Linked DNA regions of Homo sapiens: region 1 is linked to region 2. Evidence: chromatin contacts called from ENCODE Hi-C or POLR2A ChIA-PET data. All regions are on one chromosome and are shown on one strand. Each heading gives the region's core, a stretch centred on a gene start or an enhancer-like site at or near the end of the contact. The rest is flanking DNA. Distances are from core to core; before and after follow the strand shown. Region 1 holds the start of TNFRSF13B (TNF receptor superfamily member 13B). Region 2 holds the start of TRPV2 (transient receptor potential cation channel subfamily V member 2).

Region 1 (7,039 bases), core at 524-3,023, 560 kb after region 2:
TGCACCCCGAGACCAGAGAGCAGCCAAGGAGGGTGATTCTCAGAGCCCTCTGCTTGTGCCTCCTCACGGGCTTGGCCGGTTAACAGGTGCTGCACCAAGAAAGAGCTCTGTGGTCGGATTAGTTTGAAAAACACTGGGTTAAAGAAAGTCAAGGCAGTTTTTTAACCGCAGGGCTTCTCAGAGCCTTTCCTCATGACTCCCCAAGAGGGGGTCTGGTAGTTTCATCAAAGCACTTTTGTGTGTTTGAGGGATGTCTGGTAGGAAAGACAGTCTTCTTCATTTTACACTGAGGGGAAGCGGCTCAGCCAAGGTCCCAGAGTGGGCCAGTGGACAACCGGCCAGGGCTGATTCGGCAGCACCAGACAGCTTCTGCCACTGCCAGGTCACAGTTCTAGCTGGGTCCTGACTCGTGGCCCCAGAGCACTGGGCAATTTCATCCTGTGTTAAGGCAGCCTCTGGTCACTGCCTTGTCCAAGTCTCTCAGAAACTTTACATATTTGAGCCCCTGGCTGTGTAGATTCTGGGGACTTGGTGGCTGGACACAAAAAAGGACTGAAGAACAAATTTGCTCCCTGCCTGAGGTGTGGGACAGAGCAGCAGGCAGAGGCTGTGAATCTAGGCTGTGCCCCGGGTCCATCTGGCCATGGGTTCTGTCTGCACTAAAGGACCTGGGGCCCTTTCATAAAACCTTAGAAACCCACCCTGATGAAAATGCTATACGGGCCGGGTGCCGTGGCTCATGCCTGTAATCCCAATACTTTGGGAGGCTGAGGCAGGTGGATCACCTGAGGTCAGGAGTTTGAGATCAGCCTGGCCAACGTGGCGAAAGCCTATCTCTACTAAAAATACAAAAAATTAGCCGGGCGTGGTGGTGGGCACCTATAATCTCAGCCACTCGGGAGGCTGAGGCAGGAGAATGGCTTGAACCCGGGAGGCGGAGGTTGCAGAAAGCCGAGATCATGCCATTGCACTCCAACCTGGGTGACAGAGCAAGACTCTGTCTCAAAAAACAAAAACAAAAACAAAACAACAAAACAAAAAAAAAGAAAGCTATAGGATAAATATAAATATAAATATATAACAGAAAAAATGGGTGGAAACTGTTATAGATTAAAACATAGCCAAAAGTCTAATGTGGGACAGGCTGATTTGAACAAGTCAACTGAGAAAGACATTGGTGAGACAGTTGGTACAGTTTGAACCCTGGCGGGCTATGTGATGATGTTCAGGAATTGTTGTTTCAGCAGGGGTGAAGGTATGATGCTTAGTTTTTTGTTTTGTTTTTAGGGTTTGTGTTCTTAAGGAATAAATCCTGTGGTCTCCACAACTCAAACAATCTGGTATTTGAGATTAGCATTAAAATGGTCCAGCGGGCATGTAAGGGGGAAAATGGGGGCTGTGCAGGGGCCATGGTGACAAAGGGAATTCCTGCCGGTGTGGCCAACCCTGCAACCTCAGTGGCTTCTGTCACGGAAGGCAAGCCCCACATCCCAGAGGCATCCAGACTCGGGGCTCTCCATGTGCAGGAGCTTGGGGAGGCTGGGACTGCCCCAGTGTGTGGATCTGCTGTGGGCTTTGCACCTGCTGGACCTTGCAACCCCCACGGCACTCAGGCCCAACCCTCCTCACACCTCCCACCTGCCCTCCTGCCCTCCTGCCCGGCTACTCACAGCGCTCCTCCTGGTCCACACGGCTCCGGCCACCTCGCCTGCTCCGGCCCAGGCCACTCATTACTCAGGATGCTTATTACTAGTCTTAGATTTGATTAGTGCTTGGGCTGCACTTCCTGGGTTTTCCCCTCAACCTGTTGGATGTAAATCAGCCACACCCACTCCCGCCCCCATGCCTGTGCATTGGGTCTCAGGAGCCCAGGTGGGTGGCTGCGGCCCAGGCTCCTGGCGTCCCATGGGGTACACACAGAGCAGTGGAAGGCCTGCCGGGCCTTGCGATGAGGTATTGACTATGGGATGGCCCAGGCTCTTCTAGATCTGGCCTTGGCCATCCCTTGGTCCTCATCTCCTGCCCGCCGGCACACACCCCAAGCCAGGCCAGCTCTCCACCCTCCCAGCATCACTCAGGCCTTTCCCTCTTCCTGGGTATACTTATTCTATTCATTGCCTGGTCGGCTCCTCCTGCTCTTCCTTCAAGGCTCCATTGAGGTGTCACCTCCTCCAGGAAGCCATCCCTGACTGTCCCAGCCTGTCAGGTGGTACTCATTCTCTGTATCTCCTTGACCCTCTCCAACACCTAGCAGAGCACTGGAGAGGCTGAACCCCAGGACCGGACAGCCTGCGTTTGAATCTTGACTCTGCTGCATACTAGCAGAAGGCCTTGGTGGCAATTTATGGAACTCTTCTGTGCCTCCATGTTCTCTGTGTAAAACAAGGATGAGGTCGGGCATGGTGGCTCACGCCTGTAATCCTAGCACTTTGGGAGGCCGAGGCAGGTGGATTGTCTGAGCTCAGGAGTTCGAGACCATCCTGGGCAACACGGTGAAACCCCATCTCTACTAAAAAAAAATACAAAAAATTAGCCGGGTGTGGTGGCGCGTGCCTGTAGTCCCATCTATTTGGGAGGCTGTGGCAGGAGAATGAACCTGGGAGTCAGAGGTTGTAGTGAGCCGAGATCGTGCCATTGCACTCCAGCCTGGGCAACAGAGATGCCATCTCAAAAAAAAAAAAAAAAAAAAGGATGAGAACATTGCCCGCCTCACAGGCGGTTATGAGCATGAAATGAGGGAGGGAGCACAGTTACATTCTTAGAGCAGGTTCTTGGCACACAGTAAGTCCTCAATAAAGGCCGTGGAGGAGGAACATTACAGCCCGTATTGCACTGCATGGCGACTGCACTCCTGTGTCTTCCCCATCGTCTGAAACCTCCCAGGGGATGGGAGGCCCAGCAACAGCCAAAGGCGGAGTGAGAGGAACGTAAAAGCCAAAGAAAGCCCATGGGCCCTTAGGAAGAAACTGAAGGACGAGGAGGACATGGAGAGGTGGAGAGGAAGGAGGGAGGCTGCAGGAAGCAGCTGGAGCAGGGTGATGGTGCACAGAGCAGGAGAGGAGATGCAGACGGTCAGCAAACACAGGAAAATGTCCAGTCTCCCAAAAATCAGAAAAACAACTGAACAATGAAAAACTAACTTTCAGCCATCAGGTTGCAAAGTTTTAAAGTTGGTAACATCAAGGGCAGGGGGGTGATCTACAGAAGCATGAACTCAGGGCCCACTGGAGGGAGGGAGCTGGCAGCAGCGTTCTGGAGAGTAACCAGCCAGGGTCAGTTAAATGCACAACACACACCTAACCCACCCCCCAGAAATTCTCCTCCTCCGTGAGCCTCCTCATGACAGCGAGAAACGGGAAACAATGTAAATGTCCATGCAGCAGAGGATGCCTGAATAAGCAGGGTGCACAGGCCAGAGCCAGGAATCTATTGCACAGTTAAAAGAATGAGAAATCTCGAAGCTTTCAGGACAGACGCTGAGTAAATAAAAGTAGCTTATAGCATGAGCCTTACAGCATGATGCCTTTTAGTAAAACAAAACCAAAAGCAAACAACATGCACACACACACACACACAGTACAGCGCTGTGTTGTCTGTGATCACGCACACATGACTGTGAAGCATAAGAAGTCTGCAAAGACATGCATGACGAAACTGGCTCTCGCCGGGTGGGGCAAGAGGGAACCAGGACTGGGGGTGACCGTCAAAGGGGACTTTAGCCCTATTTGTAGGGCTAAACATTTTACATTTAGGGCTTTTACATTTGTAGGGGTTTTACATTTAATTACTTGTTTACATTTAATTACTTGTGTCAATGAACAGTGACAAAACCATAGCTGGGCTCTGGCAGTGGATTTCTAAGAGAGAGGTAAGAAAGAGATCCCATTGCCAGGAACTTTCTGCCTGTTGAAATGGGCAAGCCCAAAGTCACTACAGGATGCCCTCACTGAGTCCCCCCTCACCTCCTGTTTGCATACCCCCAGGGTCAGGGCTCTCACCACCTCACGGAGCAGCTGGCTCCCTGGGGGGTAGCTCTGATGGTTAGAAAGCTCAGCTCTAGCCTGGGCAACATAGCGACCCTGTCTCTATAATTTTTTTTTTTTTGAGACCGAGTCTCACTCTGTTGCCCAGGCTGGAGTGTGGTGGCGTGATCTCAGCTCACTACAACCTCCACCTCCTGGGTTCAAGCGATTCTCGTGCCTCAGCCTCCTGAGTAGCTGGGACTAGAGGAGTGAGCCACCACTCCCGGCTAATTTTTGTATTTTTATTGGAGACAGGGTTTCACCATGTTGTCCAGGCTGGTCTCGAACTCCTGACCTCAAGTGATCTACCCGTCTTGGCCTCCCAAAGTGCTGGGATTACAGGCGTTAGCCACTGCACCCAGCCTAATTTTTTTTTTAATTAGCTGGGTGTGGTGGTGTGCACCCGTAGTCCTAGCAACTTGGGAGGCTGGAGGATTGCAACACTGGGCTGGAGCTCAGGAGTTCAAGGCTACAGTGAGCTATGATCACACCACTGCACTCCAGCCTGGGCTACAGAATGAGAACCTGTCGCAAAAAAAGGAGGAGGAGGAAGAAGAAGGAGAAGGAGAAAGAGGAGAAGGAAGGAGAAGAAGGAAAGACAGCAAGTTCAGCTTTGTCCAGTGAGCAGACTGTGCTTCCAGACTGTGCTTCCATGGGACTGAATGCTGCTCTCTGCAGCCACACACATTGTCCTGGAGTTTTAAAGCCAATACCTGTTATGCCTGAAATGAAAAACAAACAAAATCCAGCCTGATTTGGGGAGTGGCTGAGAATTGAATGACAGAGTTCCCTAATGTCTTACTGCCAATCACAGCTTGTTAATGCTTTTGCTCAAATGCAGTTTACAGAGAATGGATTTAATTTGCTTTCTATTTTCTTTAATTAGATGGTGTAATTTACAGACAGTGAAATGCACCCTTTTAAAATGGGAAGTTCAGTAAGTGTTCTCATACATGCACACCCAGGCAACCACAACTCAGATCACAACTCAGAGCATGCACAGCCCCCAGAAGGTCCCTCACTGCCCCTTCCAGCCAGCACACCCCACTCCATCCCCAAGAGAGTCACAATTCTGACTCCTGCCACCACAGATTCATTTTGCTTGTTCCCCAAACTTTGTATAAATGGAAACATACAAATGGGATCGTTTCATGAAACACAAAAATAGATTCCCCCTCTGCACTGGCTCCCCCAGAAGATTGAACAGGTGCTGGAGGTTTCTAAAGCTCATTCTGAGACCAGCCTTTTTTTGAGCTGTCTCCCAAGAGGATGCGGGATTCTAATTTTAAGCTCCACAGCCAAGGTGACAGAAGAGATTTAGAACCCAGAGTAGAGATAACTCATATACCTTAAGGTTTTGGACCTGGTTCATTTATATATGTATAATTAGCGAGTTAAAATGCACACATAGTAAAGAAAAAAATTCAAGCAGTAAAAGAATATGGCGGAAGTAAATTTCTCTCCTGTCTGGTTATCCTAGGCCCATGATGTCCCTACTCAAAGGCGGCAACCCTTAGTGGACCTTGTTCATACAGCCTCCCAGCAAAGCCTAGGCATTTCTGAGCATGTGCGTGTCGCTAGAGGATATATTTCACCTCTCCCTCCCCCTCCATACCTTTTTTTTTTTTTTTTAACACAACTGCTGGCTTATACAGATCAAGGTTGCTGTTTAGCATGCCACCTTTTCCATTTAGTATAGCCTGCCGGACAGTTCTTAGCTTTTGAAATGAACTCCTACAGTGATCATTGGGAGTAACAACAGGGAAAACTTAGGGCACTGTTCTAAACACGTAACATCTGCTCATTTAATTCACATTTTACCGTCTTTGTCACCTTGAGGGGCATGAGCTCCTTAAGTTAAATTGTTTGAAGAAAGGCAACACTGGCCTGTTGATCAATATTTCCCAGGGAGATGGTTCCACTCTGCACTAGCATGTCCGTGGTATTTTGGCCCTAAAGACCCACATCCCTGCAGGTGCTGTGGTCTCTTTGAGCTCCCTCATGTCTGCCACCTACTCCTGGTCCCTTGAGGCCCTGCTGTTGAACCTCCTCTGAGACAGTTCTGGGTGTAAAACAAAAGGAAGAGTCTCCAAAAGAGGACATTTCTTAGACATGCAGCGAAAGCCCTCATTTTCATTATTGCCATTTACATAGATGACTCAGATGTGCTGAATTTCCTGTTGCTAATGTAGCTGTACATTTGTGCTAATTTCTCAGAAATGCTAGATACCATTATTTTAGCAAAACTCACTTTGAAAAAGCAAAGAGCAGGGTTTAAAATAATAATAATAAGGGTCCCCAGTGTTCTGTGGGAAGATCTAGTTTCTCTACTTTAAAATGTTTCCCTCCTAACTTTTTATTATGAAAACTTCAAAACTTCAAGAAAGTTAAAATTATAATGAAGACTCAGGGACCCTCCACCAAGATTCAGTAGCTCTTCACCTTGGTGTCTGCATGGCTCCATCCATCTCTGTCTCTTCCTGCCTGCCTTCTGGCTGAGACCCTGAAGGCAATTTGCAGACATCCCGACACTGCAGTCCTAAGTGTGTCCACAAGGCACCTCCTAAGAAAATGGACATTCTCTCACATAGACTGTCATGATCACATCTAAGAAAGTCAATCATAGTTCAATAAGACCATCTGACATCTAGTCCACATTTAAATGGCCCTGGTGCTTATAAGACATTTTCCATGGCTGCATCTTTTGAATCGGTATCCCTCTGGGGGTCACATATTACATCCGGTCATTGTATCTGTGTAGTCCTTTTTTGGCTAGAGCAGTCCCTTCCCTTTTGCTCTTTTTCTTCTCTTTTATCTTTTTTTCCTTTGTTTGGTGTGTTTGACGTTGACTTTGTGAAGAGACTTGGCCGTGGTCTTGTGAAATGTCCCATGGCTGATCTCTCGGGCTGTATCCTCCTGGTGTTGGTTCACGTGTTCCTCCAACCTCTGAGAGCTCCTGGAGGTGCATGATGTTGGCTTTCTCCCCCCACGGTGATGCTGTCAGATCCCTTGTTAAG
Region 2 (7,935 bases), core at 2,873-5,372:
GTCTCGATCTCCTGACCTCGTGATCCACCCGCCTTGGCCTCCCAAAATGTTGGGATTACAGGTGTGAGCCACCGCGCCTGGCCCTTTTTTTTTTTTTTTTTTTTGAGACAGCCTTGCTCTGTTGTCCAGGCTGCAGTGCAATGGCAGGATCTCAGCTCACTGCAACCTCCACCATCCAGGTTCAAGCAATTCTCCTGCCTCAGCCTCCCCAGTAGCTGGGATTATAGGCATGTGCCACCATGCCCTGCTAATTTTTTTTTTTTTTTTTTTTTTTGAGACAGACTCTTGCTCTGTCGCCCAGGCTGGAGTGCAATGGGGCGATCTCAGCTCACTGCAACCTCTGCCTCCCGGGTTCAAGTGATTCTCCTTCCTCAGCCTCTGGAGTAACTGGGATTACAGGCGTCCACCACCATGCCTGGCTAATTTTTGCATTTTTAGTAGAAACAAGGTTTTGCCATGTTGGCCAGGCTGCTCTCGAACTCCTGACCTCAGGTGATGCGCCTGCCTCGGCTGCCCAAAGTGCTGGGATTACAGGCCTGAGCCACCGCACCCGGCCTAATTTTTTCATTTTTGATAGAGGAGGGTTTTCGCCATGTTGGCCAGGCTGGTCTCAAATGCCTGACCTCAGATGATCCACTCACCTCGGCCTCCCAACATGCTGGGATTACAGGAGTGAACCACCGCGCCCAGCTCTCTATGTTTAATCTTTTGAGGAGCAGCCGGACTGTTTTCCAAAGTAGTTGCACCATTTTACAATCTCCCAGGAGTGTAGGACAGGTCCAATTTCTCCACACCCTTGCCAACACTTTGTTGTTACATGTCTTTTTATAATAGCTATGTTAGTAGTGTGAAGTGGGACCACATTGTGCTTTTGATTTGCCTTTCCCTGATGGCTACAATCCAAGGCCTTTTTGTAACCAGAATTTGCAATTAAGGTTATCTGTCTACCCAATTGTCATTTTCACCGGATGTGGTGATGGCTCTGGAGGACTTCAGGTTGTCCACTTTTCACTTTTTTCTCAACAGCACAGCAGTGCCCTCTGCACTATGATTATAAGCCATCCTGTCATTCAAAGCCTTCTTGAGCACCACTTGGATGCCAGGCACTGTGCTGGTTGCTGGGGATACAGCAACAAAGCAAGATCTCACCCCTTGGAAAGTATGGTGGTAAGCCTGTGGCCCTGGACTTGAATCCTTGCTTTCTCACCTCCCAGCCTTGTGGCCTTGGCCTTACCCATGCTCAGTTTTCTTGTCTGTGAAATAAGGTTGCTCTGGGAGTTACATGTTGAGCGCTTAGCACAGTGTCTGGTGCATAGTGAGTGCTCCGTAAGTATTTTTTATTGTTAAAGGTGAAGGCGGGGACAGTGGCTCATGCCTGTAATCTCAGCACTTTGGGAGGCGGAGGTGGCCGGATCACTTGAGGTCAGGAGTTCGAGACCAGCCTGGCCAACATGGTGAAACCCTGTCTCTACTAAAAATACAAAAGTTAGCCGGGTGTCGTGGCGCGTGCCTGTAATCCTAGCTACTGGGGAGGCTGAGGCAGGAGAATCACTTGAATCTGGGAGGTGGAGGTTGCAGTGAGCCAAGATCATGCCACTGCGCTCCAGCCTGGGCAACAGAATGAGACTCCGTCTCAAAAAAAAAAAAAAAGTGAAGCCAGACAATATAATAAATATTACAGTAACGGATAATGAGATGTGGGGGAAGTACAGAGTGTCATGGGAGCACATAGTGGCGATCCCCAGCCCAGTCCAGGGTCTAGGAAAGGCTATCTAAAGGAAGTGATGCTTAAATTGAGAGATGATGGATGAGCAGGAGTTGGCTAGATCAGATCAAGAGCAGTGTGTGTGTGTGTGTGTGTGTGTGTGTGTGTTCCTGGCAGGTGGAACAGAAGAGGCATGGCATACTGGGGAGACTGAAATGTGTTCAGAATGTCTAGAGCAGTGCTGTCTAATAGAACTCTATGTTTATGAAAAATGTCTCAGGCTGGCACGGTGGCTCACGCCTGTAATCCCAGCACTTTGGGAGGCTGAGGTGGGCGGAGCTCCTGAGGTCGGGAGTTTGAGACCAGCCTGACCAACATAGAGAAACCCCGTCTCTACTAAAAATACAAAATTAGCCAGACATGGTGGTGCATGCCTGTAATCACAGCTACTCAGGAGGCTGAGGCAGGAGAATCACTTGAACCTAGGAGGCGGAGGTTGCGGCGAGCTGAGATCGTGCCATTACACTCCAGCCTGGGCAACAAGAATGAAACTCCGTCTCAGAAAAAAAAAAAAAAAAGAAAGAAAAAAAGAAAAATTTGTCATCTGTGTGCTATCCGATATGGTAGCCACTAGCCACATGTGCCAACTGAGCATTTAAAATGTGGCTAATGGGACAGCAGAACTGAATGTTTACTGTTATTTTATTATGTATTTATTTTTGAGACAGAGTTTCCCTCTTGTTGTCCAGGCTGGAGTGCAATGGCACAATCTTGGCTCACTGCAAGCTCTGCCTCCCAGGTTTAAGCGATTCTCCTGCCTCAGCCTCCCAAGTAGCTGGGATTACAGGCACGTGCCACTACGCCTGGCTATTTTTTTTTATTTTTAGGAGAAATGGGGTTTTGCCATATTGGCCAGGCTGGTCTCGAATTCCTCACCTCAAGTGATCCACCTACCTTGGCTTCCCAAAGTGCTGGGATTACAGGTATGAGCCACCGCGCCTGGACTAATTTTGTATTTTTAGTAGAGATGGGGTTTCACTATGTTGGTCAGGCAGGTCTGGAACTCCTGACCTCAGGTGATCCACCCACCTCAGCTTCCCAAAGTGCTGGGATTACAAGCGTGAGGCCTATTATAATTGATTTAAATCTAAACAGTCATTGTGGCTAGTGACTATCTTATTGGATGGCGCAGGCCTAGAGTGTAATGTGCATGACAGGGTTGCCATGAGTGACGGATAGCGATGGAGAAGGGCATCTGGACTTTGAGGGCTCATGGTATGGAGTTTGCATTTTATTCCAAGCACCATGGGTGAGGTTTTGTGATTAAGTCAAGGCGTTAGGTGACCTGGTTTTCTTTTTTTTTCTTTTTTGACACAGAGTCTCGCTCTGTTGTCCAGGCTGGTGTGCAGTGGCACAATCTCAGCTCACTGCAACTTCCGCCTCCCAGGTTCAAGCGATTCTCCTGCGTCAGCCTCCCAAGTAGCTGAGATTACAGGTGCCCACCACCATATCCAGCTAATATTTGTATTTTTAGTAGAGATGGGGTTTTGCCATGTTAGCCAGGCTGGTCTTGAACTCCTGACCTCAAGTGATCCATGCACCTCGGCCTCCCAAAGTGCTGGGATTACAGGTGTGAGCCACTGCGCCCGGCCCTGGTTCCCATTTTTAAAAGGTCACTTCAGTTGCTATAAGGAGAAATGGATTATGAGTGTGGGGCAAGAATGAAGCAGGGAGACCAGTTTGGAGGTGGCTGCAGTTGCCCAGGGGAGCAGTGATAGTGGCTTGGACCACTCAGAAAGACAAATTTTGGAGGAAGAGCTGATGCCAGGTTTTGGGAGTGAGGGAGAGAGATTCCTAGGGCTACTTCGGTGGTGGTTGGGTCCCCAAGCTCCAAGACTGAGTCCAGACCAGGGCCCCGTTGGTGGTGAGGTCTGATTTTAGCAGTGCGTGCCCACCTCCTTGTCTCCACCTGCTGGCTGGTGCTTGGAGCACCTTTAGGGGAACTTTAGCCATCAGAGTCCTGGGGTCAGGAGGCTGGGAGAAGGTCCTGGGAGGTGGGAAAGTCCCCCAACTGCTGGGTGGATGGGTGGGTGGGACTGTGTTCCCAGGGGCATCTGCTGGGCTGAGCCTCTCCCTGGGGGCTGTCCACATCAGCTTTCTCCCCTGCCATGGGTCAACTCAGGCCCATTTATGGGCCACACGGCTGCTTGGAAGGCATGTGGTGGAGAAGGGGAGGAGATAGCTGTCAGTGGACTTGGGGAAGAATCCCCCATCCATGGCAGCTTCCATGGGTGGCAAGTCCCCAGCATCCAAGGGCTGCCTCTGAGTGTCACCCACCCCCACCTGAGACCTTAGTGGCTAGAAGGGGGAGGGGTGGGGGTGGAGCCTGATTCGCAGCAGGGTGTGTCCAGATGGTCAGTCTCTGGTGGCTAGCCTGTCCTGACAGGGGAGAGTTAAGCTCCCGTTCTCCACCGTGCCGGCTGGCCAGGTGGGCTGAGGGTGACCGAGAGACCAGAACCTGCTTGCTGGAGCTTAGTGCTCAGAGCTGGGGAGGGAGGTTCCGCCGCTCCTCTGCTGTCAGCGCCGGCAGCCCCTCCCGGCTTCACTTCCTCCCGCAGCCCCTGCTACTGAGAAGCTCCGGGATCCCAGCAGCCGCCACGCCCTGGCCTCAGCCTGCGGGGTAAGTCGGTGGGCAATGCTGGGGACGTTGGAGGGGGCCGGGTCTCCAAGCCTGACAGTGAATGATGGGGTGGGGAAGGCCTAGTGGGCTCCTGGCTTCTACAGCCTGGAGCCAGGGTCTGTGTGGGGCTCCAGCACCCTCTCCCTGGACCTCCACACCCCTTCCTCTGCTGCCAGGGTGGGTGAGGGTCCCAGGAGGTGGGGTGGGGGCTGGACAGACAACTGTTGCTGCTGGGGCTTGGGAGTCTAGGGCTGGAGGAATGGGCCAGGGTTTGGTTGGGGACACAGATGGGCTAAACGGTATGAAACGGAAAGAGCACCCTTCTGCCCCAGTGTGTGTAGAAAGGGTGGTGGGTCACATCTGCAAACTGAGGCAGCCAGGCAGCTCCCCACCTCCCATGTTTCCATGGGAAAATACCCCACCCGGGTCCCCAGGGCCTGGTCCCAGCCTACCCTCTCCACTTCCCTCTGCTGGTGCCGCTCCTCTCTGCTCTCTGCCCCCTGCCCCCTGCCCCCTTCTCCACCCTTCTGTCTCCTTACCACTCTTTGACTCCTTCTTCTTTCTGATCCTGCTCACTGGGCCCATGAGGGTTCCCCAACCCTGACCGAGGCCCCACCCTTGCCAAGTGATGGAGGCTGTGGTTTCAGTTTTCCTGTGAGGGTGAGATTGTGCTGTTTGCTGAGCTTCCTAGGCCAGCCTAGGGCCTGAGGCAGCGTGGTGGAGAGAGCCTGGGCCACAGGCTAGGGGCCTCCCTCCCTTCGTGAAGCCCCCAGAGGCCCTGAGGCACACAAAGGTAGTATTCGATGCCTTCAGAGCTGAATCAGACTGAAAATATAGACAGACCCTGAAAGGCTTTGAAAACGGAAGAGGAACGTCATGGTAGACGCATGGTGTCAGATCCGGCTCTGCCAACAACTGGCGACCTTGGGAAAGCCACTCCCCCTTTCTAAGCCTTAGTAGTCTTGGCAGCAAAATGAAGGGTTTGATAGTCTAGTGGTTTTCCCAGTTATTTCTTCTTAGAGCTCCCCTTCTTTGGCGAGGGGTTGAGTGACTGGCCCCATCCCAGTCATCGCACTTTTATCTGTTGGAATATTGGCTGCCAGGCAAGACGTTGTGTAAAGAAAGGGTTGTGCTGTTAATGTAAATGGTAACAGGGGTTGTGACCCCTCAGATTCCAGGAAGTCCCAGAGGAAAAGTCGGGGACAGTCATGGCTCTTCCTGGGGGACAACATCAAAAGGGTGGCCCTATTGGTTCCCTGTTCCTCACCCCACAGGCCTCCCTCCCTCTCCTCACCCCTGCTGCTCATCCCTCCTGGCCCACTTCCCCTGCATTGGGGCTGGGCTCCCACACAGTGGGTGGACCTACTTGCACTTGGCATTTTTGCCATTAGAAGTAATGAGAAGTAATGGCAAAAACCGCAATTTTTTTTTTTTTTTTTTTTGAGACAGAGTCTTGCTCTGTTGCCCAGGCTGGAGTGCAGTGGTGCCATCTTAGCTTCCGGGTTTAAGCAATTCTCCTGCCTCACCCTCCCTAGTAGCTGGGATTACAGGCACAAGCCACCATGCCCAGCTAATTTTTGTATTTTTTTTAGTGGAGATGGGGTTTCACCATGTTGGTCAGGCTGGTCTCTAACAGCTGACCAGCCAGCCTCAGCCTCCCAAAGTGCTGGGATTACACCCAGCCACCACGCCCAGCCTTTTGCACTAACCTAATACCTCCTTTTGCAGGCTCCAGTCAGGCCAACACCGACGCGCAGCTGGGAGGAAGACAGGACCCTTGACATCTCCATCTGCACAGAGGTCCTGGCTGGACCGAGCAGCCTCCTCCTCCTAGGATGACCTCACCCTCCAGCTCTCCAGTTTTCAGGTTGGAGACATTAGATGGAGGCCAAGAAGATGGCTCTGAGGCGGACAGAGGAAAGCTGGATTTTGGGAGCGGGCTGCCTCCCATGGAGTCACAGTTCCAGGGCGAGGACCGGAAATTCGCCCCTCAGATAAGAGTCAACCTCAACTACCGAAAGGGAACAGGTGCCAGGTGAGACAGCAAGTGGGGGCAGGGCAAAGGGGGCCCCCTGCCCAGCTCCAGCAGAGCACCCGGAGTGAGACTCATTGACTAGTCCAGCACCAGTGCCCCTTCCCACAGCCTGTGGAGTCCTCAGTCTGGCCCTGGTGGCTCCTGGGCCCGACAGGCTGCCTCTGCTCTGCCATCTGGCATTGCTCTTTCCAGAGGCTTCCCCATTCTTGGCCTTCTGCCTTCTGAGGTCATGTTCTTCATGAGATACATTCTTGAGCTCTAAGTCCTCAACTGACCCTCAAATCCCCCTGTTCATGCCAACTCCCACCCCTGTCATGGTCCCTGTTGGGGAAGGCAGCAGGATCCACACTCCATCCAGTGAGAATCAAGGACATCTGGAAATGTCCCAGGCTCTCCTCAGTTCTGCAAGACTGAGCCTGTCACTCAGGGGACGTGAACTGTGGGATTGGGGATGACAGGCTTCTGCTTGGAGTCATCTGCACTTTGATTTTCCTGTGGTCTTTCCACCAATTCAGACTGTGTGAGCACCACATTCCTGAGAGTCCCACTTCCAGTCCTGCTGCATTTGGCACCCCCTACTTCCCTGCCCGGGGGCGGGGCCTGCCCAGTGAGGCTGGAGAATCCTCATGGGCCAGGCTAGACTCTGCCACAGAAGCCCCTTCTTCCCTTCTCATGCTTGAGGTACAGCCACCAGCTTTGGCCTCGCAGGCTAGAGCTGCTTCCTGTTTGTGCTGGAGGACAGTGGTCAGATTCAGCACCAGGGTAGGGGAGGATGCATGAGGAGATTCTGGGAGCTGTGGAGCCTGCCCGACACAGGCAGGACGGGCCCTTGATGCTTTCAGTACCTCAATCTGTGCCCTCAATGGGCTTCCCTACCCCAGGACCATGATGCCACCCTGGTGACAGAAAGTTCTTTGTCCAAATGGCCACTTCTGCCAGCCAGACTGTCCACAGGGCTCCTGTCAGCAGCAGATAGAGCCCTCATGGTCATGTGTGGCTTCCTGGTGCTGACAAAGGAGGGCTGGCTGTAATTACAGTCATAGCTGTTGGCTTAAAAAGTCTACCCTTGAAATCCCCACCTGATTCAAGGAGGCAGAGGTTGCAGTGAGCAGAGATTATGCCACCATACTCCAGCCTGGGTGTCAGTGTGACTCTGTCTCCAAAAAAAAAAAAAAAGTGACGGATCCCAACAATCACCTTGTCACCAACCTTTACTTGGTTGACCCATTCCACAAGAGACATTAAGCTGGGACCTGAGGGTCTACAAATCATCAAATAGCACCCCCTGTTCTTTGTCTTCGCATATCTGCTGGTGGTGGTACCAGAAGCCCCAGAGGCAAGTTGGCCCCTGTGATTAGTAACACAGCCCAGGAGGGAATGACTCATGCCCTTCCCACTTCCAGTCACCAGACGCTGCTAGATTCTAGATTCTGACAAGCTACCAGATCCCTTCCGGGGTCTGTGGGAGAGATTTCTCATTAGGTGTGCCTTCTTGGTGGTGTCTGATATGTTTCA

What was found. A loop is a pair of places that touch in the nucleus more often than their neighbours do. ChIA-PET counts read pairs that join two places held with the same protein, here RNA polymerase II (POLR2A). Pooled maps may share reads with other maps.
Region 1: a loop to region 2 is called in a map with no recorded cell type, with 3 times the contacts of the local background. The contact joins the promoter of TNFRSF13B here to the promoter of TRPV2 in region 2. A Hi-C loop is called at or near these places in 1 of 168 maps with a recorded cell type or tissue (GM12878), 18 of 37 single-sample maps with no recorded cell type and 4 of 50 pooled maps. POLR2A ChIA-PET finds 5 or more read pairs at or near these places in 1 of 52 experiments (GM12878).

Annotation. Positions count from the first base shown.
Region 1 is chr17:16,970,345-16,977,383 of GRCh38, forward strand. It overlaps TNFRSF13B (TNF receptor superfamily member 13B), which reads right to left and starts at 1,774. Exons shown (of 5, transcript NM_012452.3): 1 at 1,671-1,774. The coding sequence starts at 1,731. It overlaps LOC284191 (a long non-coding RNA gene), which reads right to left. Exons shown (of 3, transcript NR_148948.1): 3 at 5,655-7,039. RefSeq lists enhancers at 3,206-3,375, 3,446-3,495, 5,544-5,673.
Region 2 is chr17:16,411,449-16,419,383 of GRCh38, forward strand. TRPV2 (transient receptor potential cation channel subfamily V member 2) reads left to right here and starts at 4,123. Exons shown (of 15, transcript NM_016113.5): 1 at 4,123-4,385; 2 at 6,114-6,420. The coding sequence starts at 6,221. RefSeq lists enhancers at 3,954-4,073, 5,024-5,093, 5,354-5,403, 5,744-5,853 and a silencer at 4,794-4,913.